Linked DNA regions of Homo sapiens: all the other regions are linked to region 4. A link is a contact called in ENCODE Hi-C or POLR2A ChIA-PET data. All regions are on one chromosome and are shown on one strand. Each heading gives the region's core, a stretch centred on a gene start or an enhancer-like site at or near the end of the contact. The rest is flanking DNA. Distances are from core to core; before and after follow the strand shown.

Region 1 (2,819 bases), core at 295-2,794, 2.1 Mb after region 4:
AGCTAATTTTAAGAAAGGAGGGAAACACATATCACAATGTGCCCCAGACCAAACACCACTGGGACAGGAGTGTGAACAGCGCTTAGAACCCAACCCTGGAGGCTCACCTCTGTGCAGCCTTTGGCCATCCATCCGGAGCCCGCCCTGATTCTCCACAGGGAGAGTGGGGAATTACAGTTCCCATCCCTGTTGGGTGGAACCAGATGACATCCTAAAGGCCCTTCCTACTGGGACTCGCTCCATCCTGGTAATACCTGCCATCGAATAAACACCATGGCCAGCCATAGAGACGCATGATCACACTCGGTCATCCCAACAACCCAGCCAGACTGTTCTTGTGAACACCCTTTCCAGAAATGGGGACAGTCTCGTGCCAAGATGCCAAAATGGGTGGGGGGAAGAGAAAGGGTTTGGGTCCAGGTCTGTCTAATTCGAAGGCTGCTTCTGGCACTTCCCCAGCTCACGAAGCCTGCTGCCTCTTGACAGGAAGTAAAAGGCACAGACAGATGGTGCTCTGGTGGAGCCCTGCCCAGAAAATGGCCACTTCCGGAGCAAAACTGCCACAGCAACAGGCCTTGTCAACAGCAGCCTCCAACCGTTAACCACAGGGCCATCTCACCTCTAGAAATCAGCTCCCTTTTATCCACACATCCCTACACACAAACAATAACTCCATCACCCAGGAGACCACAGAACAAAGGCAACGAGAGAGAGGGACAGAATGGGGCATAAATAAGATGCTGGATGGGCAGACAGGAAAAAAACACTTCAAGGCAGAGCACACCAGGATGTATTAGAAAGGAGTATTTGACACGCAGGCTTTTAGATGAAGCCTACCCTCCTTACGTGGGGAGTATACACAAATGAGTCTGTATTTTCAACTACGTCACATGCACCGCCTTGCAACCCAAAACAATATTTGTGCTTCAGGGGCTGCACTGCGCTGTTTTATACACAGAATCACCTGGCACAGCTCCTGTCCCTGAGATGCAAATTAATGTTCTCATGTAGTGGGGGGAAGGGGTCGAGAGGAGGCGAGGGGGAGGGGAGCAAATGTGCTCTGCAGGCCACACTCAGGCATTGACATCGCTGGGCATGATAGGCGCCGCCAGTGCTGTTGCTTAGCAACTCAATACCCTTCGAGAAAATCCAGCAGCCTCGCTGGCTTGCAGAAGCAGGCAGGGCTGGTTCAGCATGGCATTGGGCATGGAAAGATACTAACAGGTTTTTTTTTTCCAGTTATTAATAATCATTCTTCCTGATTTCCCATACAGATCGACATACCTGAGGGGACCCAGAGTCATCCACTACACTGGGGCTGGAAAAAGCCCAGGGTTTTTAAATTGCCTCCCAATCGGCTTCGGAGAGTAGTGGAATTTTACTGGCTGGTCCCATGACACTCCTTCCAGCCCCGGCCCTCACCACAACACAAAGGCAGAGCTCCACAGTGTGACTCACCAGCATACCTTCAGATCGTTGTTTGTCAGCCCATGTCATGAGTCATGGTTTCTTCAGCTTTCTTTTTTCTCAAAACTGAAACACTTGACATTTTACAATAGGGTTGGGGGGAGGCTTTTCATTTTTTTTTTTTAAGCCACTCTGTGGCTTTGTGTGCAAGTGTGGGGGCACGTGGGCAGAGGTGAGTAATGGATGCAAGAACAGGTAAACATGAGCAAGGTTCTCCACGCCATCAGCCACCTGGCAAGCCATCAGAGCTCAAGGAAGTTGTCATTTGTGTCGTGGAGGAATGGGAATACCCCTGGGCTATGTATCTTGGAAGAGACAAGGTGCTGGACAGCTTTCCACCCTCCATCTGTTGCATCCCAGCAGTGTAATGCTCCCTCTATTCCCACACACAAAGAGGTCGGCTTCATTTTGTGCCACGTGATAACAGCACCATGTAAGGCTTTAAGAAAAATCCTGCAGGAGTTACAAGAGACAAAGTACACTGCGACGTAAGATAAGAAAAAAAGAAGTGGAATTGCCACAGGGAAACTGTGCTGGGCCGAACAGTTGGTTGGTGGGTCCCTGGCTTTGGGTTCTGATTCTGACATAAATCGGGTGGGTGATGAGCTTCTTATTTGCATGGCTCATGCAAATATGCCATGATGTTATAAAGCACAACTTTCCTCCTCTCCATGAAGCCCTCAATCTCCAAATTTATTCACTTAGACAGCACAGTCTTTCCCCCAGAGTGTGAACCCCTCAAAGTCGGCACCATTTTATAAATCTCTTTATGGTATCAACCCAGCACATATCCAATACATACTAGATGCTCACTCATGCTGCCTGTGTGTATGGAGACATGGAGAAACAAAAATTAACTAAATCCAATTCACGTTTTGGAATCCTTATTTATTCCCATGCATTACAGGATAGATTCAATATGCCCTGTCAAGTCCCAGGAAAGTAATGAAGACCTAGGAAAGGATACAACAGAAAACGTTCTGAATGTTACACAATTTGAAATGCCATGATGTCATAAAGCATTCTTAGAAAAGGTAATAGTTGGCCGGAGGTGGTGGCTCACTCCTATAATCCCAGCACTTTGGGAGGCCGAGGCGGGCAAATCACCTGAGGTCAGGAATTCGAGACCAGCCTGACCAACAGGGTGAAACTCCGTCTCTACTACAGATACAAAAATTCGCCAGGCATCACCTGTAATCCCAGCTACTCGGGAGGCTGAGGCAGGAGAATTGTTTGAACCCAGCAGGGGGAGGTTGCAGTGAGCTGAGATGGCGCCACTGCACTCCAGCCTGGGTGACAGAGTGAAACTCTGTCTCAAAAAAGAAGAAAGAAAGAGAGAGAGAGAGAGAGAG
Region 2 (2,700 bases), core at 68-2,567, 2.6 Mb after region 4:
CCTCCCAAAGTGCTGGGATTACAGGCGTGAGCACCGCGCCCGGCCAGAAATCCTATTTTCTTTCACATGAGTTATTTTGTTGATTGTTTGCTTATAACTAAAGCCCTCAGAATCAGAGTTTATACTGTATCTTTTTCTGTGTTCCTACATAGATGGCAATAAATGATTCTAATGTTTATGATGTAGAAGCTGAGGAGGCTAATACCTATTTCTGGCTCCTTTTAGGAGACACAGTCATAACAAAAAATATTGCTTAATGTGCGAGGCACAGTGCCAAGTGGTTTACATACATTGTGTAATTCTCCCCCTAAAAAAGTCAATGAAGTTGATACAATTATTATTTCATTATATGTAAAATAGGGAAAATAACAGCATTTATCTCAGAGGGCTGTTGTAAAGATTAAATGAATGCCTGTAATCCCAGCACTTTGAAAGGCCGAGGCAGGCAGATCACCTTAGCTCAGGGGTTCGAGACCAGCCTGGCCAACATGGTGAAACCTGGTCTCCACTAAAAATACAAAAAAATTAGCTGGGCATGGTGGTGCGCGCCTGTAATTCCAGCTACTCGGGAGGCTGAGGCAGGAGAATAGCTTAAACCCGGGAGGTGGAGGTTGCAGCGAGCCGAGATCGCGCCACCACACTCCAGCCTGGGCGACAGAGCGAGACTCTGTCTCAAAAAAAAAAAAAAAAAAGTAAATGAGAATATACATAAAGCACTTAGCACAATGGCATACTATTTACTATAGTTTACTATTTATTGCAACTCTCATTTTGCAGGTATCTTGCCTAAGGTGCAAGCAGAAGAAACAGGATTTTCAACCCAGATCTGAAAACTCCCAAGCCTCTGCCTTTTTCTTTTTATCCTTTTTCTTTTTCCTTGTTAAAAAACTTGCTTCCTGTACAGAGAGGGGAAATGCTCAGTCCCCACGTCAGTGGTTGAACTCCAAGCCAGAAGATCCCTATTTTGATTTTGTCCTCTGGCCTGTCGCCAGCCCCTCAACAGTACTTGAATTAATAAAAGGGCAGGTTTTAAGCCTCATGTATCTGCGCAGGTGACTCCTTCTGTGACCCCGAATAAACCTGTTCCGGTCCCGTTCCGGGGAAACAGCCTTGCCTTCCCCTGCCCCCAGAAAGTTACCCTCGCCCTCCGAGCCACAACTCCCCACGCCGCCAACTCGGTCTTTACATCATTTTCGACGCCCCCTAAGTCCCTCCCGAGAGGCGCAGGCGCACATCGCCCCTTCTAGCGAACTACATCTCCCACAATCCCAATCGGCCGGACCACCTCCGCTCGGGGCGGGGACGGAGGTGGAGCTGGTGGTCCCCGGTCGGGACGAAGGCTCCCGAGGTGCCCTGCCTGGGTCCTCCGGGGTAAAGTTCGTTTGGCGGAAGATTGTCCGTTTTCCTGGTAAGGTCACCTGTCCCAATCAGGTACGATTCTGCCTTCCGTACCCCCGAGCCCCTCAGTGTAAAGTGGCAAATGGTCTAGCCCGGCGGAGGCACCAGCTGGAGGCGGTGGGAGGGACACCCGCAGTGAAGGGCGGACCGCGCACGCATGCGCAGAGGCGCGGCAGGGGGGCGGGAGCCGCGGAACCCCTACCCCAGGTCTGCGCAGGTGAGGAGGGGGCGGGGCAGGACCGACCTCCCTTGCCATGATAACCACCTTCGCAGCCGGCTCCCAGACCGTTGGCACCGATTGCCTAGAAAATAGGGGGTCTCAGGAGCTCCGTTTTAGCGTTTATATATCCCAATTCCAATTAAGCCACTTCCAGTATTTTTTGGCCATTGTCAGTGTACAAGTCTTCCTCCTCTTCGAGACCATGTTATTGCAATAGCAGCAAACGTGTTGGGAGGCCTCACAATTCATCATGGTTTTTCTGGCCTCTGGCAGATAGCTCCTTCCTAGCGAGCTGTGGAGCTTAAAGTCTTTTGGACACTTGATTCTATTCAATCCAGTATCAGACCAGGTACGTACCTTGTCCATAAGTCGTCTTATGAGAAGACTTCTTGAGATGATGCAGACTCTCGTGCAGTTTATAATCGGCTGGAGGTATAGACAGTTAAGCAAGCCTCCTTTTTTACTGTGCCCACCCCTAACCATTTTGCTTACACCTTGTTATGGGACTTGGTTAAATTGCTTAACCTTCCGGACCTACGTTTTCTCATTAAATGAGAAGATTGGATTAGATGATCTCTAAGAACTTTCCACTTGTAAAATATACGGTTAGTTAGTGAGGGGTAGAATCCAGATTCTATCTATCTATATTTTTTTGAGACAGAGTCTCACTCTGTTGCCCAGGCTGGAGTGCAGTGGCACGATCTCGGTTCACTGCAACCTCCACCTCCCGGGTTCAAGCGATTCTCTTGCCTCAGCCTCCCGAGTAGCTGGGACTGCAACCTCCAGTTAATTTTTGTATTTTTAGTAGAGACAGGGTTTTGCCATGTTAGCCAGGCTGATCTCGAACTCCTGACCTCAGGTGATCCACCCACCTCGGCCTCCTAAAGTACTGGGATTACAGGCGTGTGCCACCGTGCCTGGCCCCACAATATGTTAACACTAAACTTCATCAGCTTCCACTTTTCTGCCCACATCAGTGAAATATAGCTATAAGAATGCAGCTGGTGGGGCTGGGTGCGGTGGCTCACGCCTGTAATCCCAGCACTTTGGGAGGTCGAGGCGGGCAGATCACAGGGTCAGGA
Region 3 (2,700 bases), core at 126-2,625, 2.4 Mb after region 4:
GCCCCTCGCCGGCGGCCGAGGGCAGCGAGGTCAGCCCGGGAAGGAGCGGCCGCCCGGGGTCCCCGCGAGAGGAGGGAGCCCGCTCGGCGGCGGGGCCGCGGCGCCCATTCATCCCCACGCCCGTCCCGCGGCCGCCACCCCACGGCCCACCGCGGCCCCCGGCCTCCCAGTGCGGGTCCGCCCGCCACTCCGCCGCCACCCCCGAGGACGGGAAGGACAAGGCAGAGGGGCAGCCGCTGCCGTCTCTCGGGCGCGCGGCGAGGGGCTAAGGGCGGCCGGGGAGACAAGCGCCGGGCGCGGGACGGATGCCCCGGGCAGCCATCGCGCAGACCCCCGCGCCGACCCCCGCCCCCGCTGCAGCCGCCCGTGGTCCAGGCCGCCGCCTTGCAGCCCTCTCCTCACCTCATCTCCGGGCGGGTCCGCGCTGCCGCCCCAGGGACAAATCAGTGCCGCTCACGCGCCGCTGGGAGGGACGCAGGAGCCGCAGCCCCGCACACCATCCCCGCCCGCCTCTCTGTCCGTCCCGGAGCCCGCTCGGGATTCTTCCTCGCGAGCCGCCGTACTACGGAGCAACCAAGCTACGCTCCCTCCCCTGGCGCCTCCACTCTTCTCTACCTCCTTCGCTCCCTCCCTCGCTCCCTCGCTCCCGCCTATCTCCTCATCTCCCTCCGCTGCCTCCCCCGCCCCCCATCCACCATCCATCTCCGCCCATAAGTGGGTGGGGAAACCGCCAGCCAATTGGAAGAAGGGGCCCGCACCTTCTCACCACCCCCTACCACTGGCCCCGCCCACCGTGCGAACCCAAAGAGGGTGAGCCAAAGAAATGTAAGACAACAGAGTGACAAGCCGAATGAGCCAATCAGCAGGGGCTGTGTGGGGGCAGGATTAGCACTCTCCCCCTCCTCCCCATGTAGGCGTAACAGGAGATTTATGGTCTGAGGTTGCCTATCGTGGTTTATGGAGATTTTGTTGCACGATTTCGGTGCATCTGCTCGTTGCCGTGAGAGACACTAGATAGGATGCACTTAATTGACTTAATTATTGGAGGTTTTCAAGGAGAGAATAATGTGGAAAGGAAAAAGGCGAAGCACAACCCAAAGGGGTTGGCCGGGCCTATGGTTGGAATGAGGAAGGGTGTGGTCTTCGGCTAAAATTTGCATAAAACGGAACCCATCCGGGCGATTCCAACTTCGCCCATTTATTGGTAGTCCTTGGGGCGGGGCCTCGCCTCTTTCTCCGCCCCCGAGCGGAACATGACGGGAGATGTAGTTCCGAGACCGGTTGCCATGGCGTTCTGGACAGCCTCGCGAGTCCGACCCCGCCCTTCAGGAGTGACGAGCGGCCTGACCAATGGGAGCAGGGGGCGGGCTCTCTGACGAAGGACTGGAAGGTGGCGGTGGTGAAGGTGCAGGCCGTTGGGGCGGCTCAGAGGCAGGTGAGCCCCGGGAAACGCGTCCTGTGTCTTGGGAAACGGGCCTTTAAGCGAAAGGTGGAGAGATGCCCCACAGAACCGTGCAGCCCTGGGGAGGATGGTGGTTCGCGTCGAACCCTAACCTGGGACTTGTTCGGGCCCAGGCCTAGCTTAGCTGAGGCCGCTGAGGGGTGGGTAAGACTAGATTTGAGGGACAGTTTCCTGGACCTTGACGGGTTTTGATTGTAGGTCTTATCTCAGTTTGCATCTCCCTCTACTTTTATGGAGGCAGAGGTCTGGGAGTGCCCTTCCACTTAATCTCCCAGGTTGGGTTTTTCTCCTCTGCTTCTTGTTCCTAGAATTTGAGTGTCTTTTTCTTTCTCTGTTACTTCTTCTCAGCCACTTCTTTCTTCCTCATCACTTTGCTGTTTTCGGAAAGCAGTTAGTAGTTATTCGCTGTATGTGGCTTTTGAGCCAGATCGGCCCTCTTCATTATGCTAAACGGCGGAATCATCTGGAGCGAGATGTAAGCATCGCCTTGGGATAGGTCTGGGTCGGGGCCGAACATCTGCGTTTCTAAGAAGCTCCCAGGTGCTGCTGTCCACGTTATGAGTAGAAAGGTTTTACCTGAACTCTGTCCAGTACAAATATAATGCGAGTCCCTTATGTCATTTTAATTTTGGGGTAGCTACATTTAAAAAGTGAAAAGAAACACGTGAAATTAATTTTAATTATATGTTTCATTTAGCCTAGTATATCTGAGACATTATCATTTCAACGCTTAAACAAATATTTAAAAATTGAGATTTTACGTTCTTTTCTTCGTATTAAATCTTCAAAATTAAATTAAAAAATTAATTCTTCAAAATTAAATCTTCAAAATCTGATGTGTATTTTCCACTTAACAGCGCATCTCAATTCCGACTAGACACAGTTGGAGTGCTCAATAGCCACCTGTGCTAGTGGCTGCTACAGTAGCCTACTGCAGAAATTAAAAGGTGGGAAAAATAAGGTTGCATTGACCAAACCCTTTGCAACTCTATGAGATGGGATTCAGAACTACTTTAGAGATTCTCTGTAATTGAGATGTGCCCAATTTACAGAAATAATAGTCAAAATAGCCAACATTTCTGAAAGTATGATGTTGCGCTGAGTGCTTTGCAGGTATTATTTAATCCTTATGGCAACCCTCTGAGATAACTGCTATTATTATCTAAGATATGGGATCTCAGGCCCAGAAAGGTTAAAATTAAGTAGCCCAAAGTCATACCGCTAATAAGTAGGAAAGC
Region 4 (2,881 bases), core at 110-2,609:
GTGTCTCTTTTTTTTCTCAGTCTCTCATCCCACCCGATGAGAAACACCCACAGGTGTGGAGCGGCAGGCCACCCCTTCACTATTTACATAGTATTTACATTGTATTAGATGTTATAAGTAATCTAGAGATGATTTAAAGTATATGGGAGGATGTGCATAGGTTATATGCAAATATTACACCATTGTGAAAGTTGCAGAATCAAAATGGAGTCACTTGTGTCAAAACCCTGATAAATGCAGCTGGGGAAGGCCTTGAAGGAAGGGTTCTCATGCACTACGCCTCATAACAAGAATTGTCACAAAAGACCCTAACCTTGCAGAAAGGCCCAATCTTAAACACAGAAAATCCTTCTGCAAGGACATCTGTCCAGCAACTTTGGACTGATGCTACCTTTGTTATTCATTCTTTTAGCCAAAGATAATTGATTTAAAGCAATTCATATAATCTTCATTTTCCTTTTAAAAACATCTCCTTGCCTCAACCTCCCCCAAAACGCACACAGTTTACTATGGCATGCATATTCCCATTGCAATGCTACTCCCAGATAAATCTCATTTTCTTTTAGGGAGCCTCTTTTGTTACTTAGGTTTACACCATTGTATACAAGGGACTTGAGCATTCTAATTCTGGTATCCGCAGGGTCCTGGAACCATTCCCCCACGGACACTAAGGGACAACTGTACTTGTTTTTCATGACAGAAAACATGTTTAGGAGTACTAATTTTTTTTCCCCCATAGAAGATTTCCATAGAAGGGTTTTGGAGAGAGACACCACAGGAACATGCTATCAGCATGATTTCTTCCTGATGTTATCCTTGACCACCCGGTAAGGTACTGTTTGCCAGGTTTCTCCACTGTAGTCCCCAACACCATTCCAGGCTGTACTCTTTGGAATCAAGTTACTAGGCATAGCCCATAATCAAAGTGGGGGTGGGTGGGGCAGAAATCGAGCTCCCGCTATTGGAAGAAGGGGTATTTAGATATATTATTTAGAATTTTCCTGTGAGGCGGGTCCTGGGGCCAGAATGAAACGGTGGAATGGGGGCGGGGATTGGCGAGCAAAGTGACTCGACCCGGCAAACCCAGCCTGGCAGGAAAGCCCGAGGTCTGGGCGAACAGGGCCGCGCGCCCTAGGTGGTTTAACTTCGTAAGGAAAGACTCCGCAGGCCGGCTTTTCAGTGCGCAGCTTGCTCGCCTGCGGGTTACTGGGTTTTCTGACCCCTGACTCGACGTAGGGGTTATGGGGCTGTGGGTGTGCCGACCTCGTCCCCGACTGTACTGGGCGTTGGCGGCGAGTCCGCGAACACTGCGCATGCGCGAGCCGGAAGCTGCCGCCCGCGGCGGAAGGGGCGGACCCGGGAGACTGAGGACTTGGATTGCTTAAGGACACCAGGCAGGCGCGACAGCCTTCAGCCTCTCCCTCTGCAGTTTTGGCCGGTTCCTTTAACTTGCCTTCATCTGGGGCTGTTTGGTATTTCCACGTGCCTTGGGCCCGCCCACTGCAGCCTCCATCTTGGAAGCGGCCGCCGGCGCCTAGGTGAGCTAGTAGGACTTCCGGGTCGGGCCTCCAGTTGCCCGGGTAACGGGAGCAGAGTCGGCGGGGTGCGTTCCTTAGTCTTTCATTCATCAGCGTAAAAAGAACTGAGTTTAGGTCGCAGGTCCCCTCCAGGGCAGGCATTATCGTGTGCGCTGCAGTAACCTCTCATCTTGTGGAGTCCTACACTTAGCGCATGTTGCTCCGGCGCGCTGCGTAAAGCTGAGGAGCCTGAGGCCCGAGGTCCGATGCTCGCCTGGCTGGCCTATGGCTGCGGGAGCGGTGTGTGTCGGACCGTAGGACGGCCTCACGGCTAGAGTTTGAGGACTATGGGGGCGGGGACGGTGCCTGTGTCTGTGGCGGTCACCGGGCTTCACGTGGTCCTCAGCAGGGTGATGGTGGACAGCTCGCGCGAGGGCCCGGGAGTCTTGGGGACACTTCCCGGCGCGGTCTGTGGACTGAGCGCTGGGACCCGCACCGAACCAGCCGCCGTTCGCCTCTGGAGCTGGACATGCCGACTTTCGTTAGGTCAAATAATGAACCTTATACTGCGGAAGTGCGGTATTAATATTGCCTGGAGTTCTTGTCTCTTGCTCATTTCTGCCCTCGTATGTTTTAGAAGTAGATTTATTTTTTATTTTTATTTTTTTAATTTATTTTTTGTGACAGAGTCTCGCTCTGTCGCCCAGGTTGGAGTGCAGTGGCGTGATCTCGTCTAGCTGCAGCTTCCGCCTCCTGAGATCAAGCGATTCTCCTGCCTCAGCCTCCCCAGTAGCTGGTATTACAGGTGCCTGCCACCACGCCCGGCTGATTTTTGTATTTTTAGTAGAGACGGGGTTTCACCATGTTGGCCAGGCTGGTCTTGAACTCCTGACCTCAGCCCGCCTCGGGCTCCCAAAGTGCTGGTTTTACAGGCGTGAGCCACTGTACCCAGCCATTATTTTATTTTTATTTATGTATTTATTTTTTTATTTTTTTGAGACGGAGCCTCGCTCTGTCGCCCAGGCTGGAGTGCAGTAGCGCGATCTCGGCTCACTGCAACCTCCGCCTCCCAGGTTCAAGCGATTCTCCTGCCTCAGCCTCCCAAGTAGCTGGGATTACAGGCGTGTGCCACCACGCCTAGCTATTTTTTGTATTTTTAGTAGATTAAGCTGTAGTCACTAGGTCTGCAAGATAAAACTGTTTTAGAGGGACTGATATAATGGGAATTCTGTTACTGTAGGGATCATGATTTAGCTCACAGTATAAACGTTTCATGTACAAAAGCACTTGAGAGAAACAGTTTACCAAAACATACATTTGTATACTTAAAGGTACAAAGAACAGTGATTATCATATAACTGGAA

Evidence for each region. Hi-C counts contacts between places; a loop is a spot of excess contacts on that map. ChIA-PET counts read pairs that join two places held with the same protein, here RNA polymerase II (POLR2A). Pooled maps may share reads with other maps.
Region 1: a loop to region 4 is called in a map of CD4-positive, alpha-beta memory T cell, with 6 times the contacts of the local background. The contact joins the enhancer-like site here to the promoter of SETD4 in region 4. A Hi-C loop is called at or near these places in 1 of 168 maps with a recorded cell type or tissue (CD4-positive, alpha-beta memory T cell) and 7 of 50 pooled maps. POLR2A ChIA-PET finds 5 or more read pairs at or near these places in 3 of 52 experiments (OCI-LY7, PC-9 and naive thymus-derived CD8-positive, alpha-beta T cell).
Region 2: a map of naive thymus-derived CD4-positive, alpha-beta T cell shows a loop between it and region 4 (14-fold over the local background). The contact joins the promoter of DNAJC28 here to the promoter of SETD4 in region 4. A Hi-C loop is called at or near these places in 1 of 168 maps with a recorded cell type or tissue (naive thymus-derived CD4-positive, alpha-beta T cell) and 7 of 50 pooled maps. POLR2A ChIA-PET finds 5 or more read pairs at or near these places in 2 of 52 experiments (HEK293 and HEK293T).
Region 3: a map of CD4-positive, alpha-beta T cell shows a loop between it and region 4 (5-fold over the local background). The contact joins the promoter of CRYZL1 here to the promoter of SETD4 in region 4. A Hi-C loop is called at or near these places in 4 of 168 maps with a recorded cell type or tissue (CD4-positive, alpha-beta T cell, CD4-positive, alpha-beta memory T cell, CD8-positive, alpha-beta T cell and 1 more), 3 of 37 single-sample maps with no recorded cell type and 12 of 50 pooled maps.

The regions. Positions count from the first base shown.
Region 1 is chr21:33,946,581-33,949,399 of GRCh38, reverse strand. The region is part of intron 2 of LINC00649 (long intergenic non-protein coding RNA 649); the gene reads right to left. Among named protein-coding and RNA genes, the nearest start is that of LINC00649, 17 kb to the right of the region's middle. RefSeq lists enhancers at 610-669, 1,200-1,679, 854-2,053 and a silencer at 1,521-1,815. Within about 2 kb of position 1,544, at least 39 of the 41 ENCODE cell types and tissues checked have a DNase peak (open chromatin) inside an H3K27ac peak, as active enhancers do; they include OCI-LY7 and PC-9, where a contact is called at or near this core.
Region 2 is chr21:33,490,333-33,493,032 of GRCh38, reverse strand. It overlaps DNAJC28 (DnaJ heat shock protein family (Hsp40) member C28), which reads left to right and starts at 1,317. Exons shown (of 2, transcript NM_001040192.3): 1 at 1,317-1,431.
Region 3 is chr21:33,640,416-33,643,115 of GRCh38, reverse strand. It overlaps CRYZL1 (crystallin zeta like 1), which reads left to right and starts at 1,375. Exons shown (of 13, transcript NM_145858.3): 1 at 1,375-1,435. It overlaps ITSN1 (intersectin 1), which reads right to left and starts at 615. Exons shown (of 40, transcript NM_003024.3): 1 at 403-615. RefSeq lists silencers at 307-406, 417-756 and an enhancer at 1,227-1,636.
Region 4 is chr21:36,059,004-36,061,884 of GRCh38, reverse strand. It overlaps SETD4 (SET domain containing 4), which reads left to right and starts at 1,359. Exons shown (of 12, transcript NM_017438.5): 1 at 1,359-1,538. SETD4-AS1 (SETD4 antisense RNA 1) reads right to left here and starts at 1,281. Exons shown (of 3, transcript NR_186380.1): 1 at 1,264-1,281. RefSeq lists enhancers at 1,357-1,406, 1,437-1,586.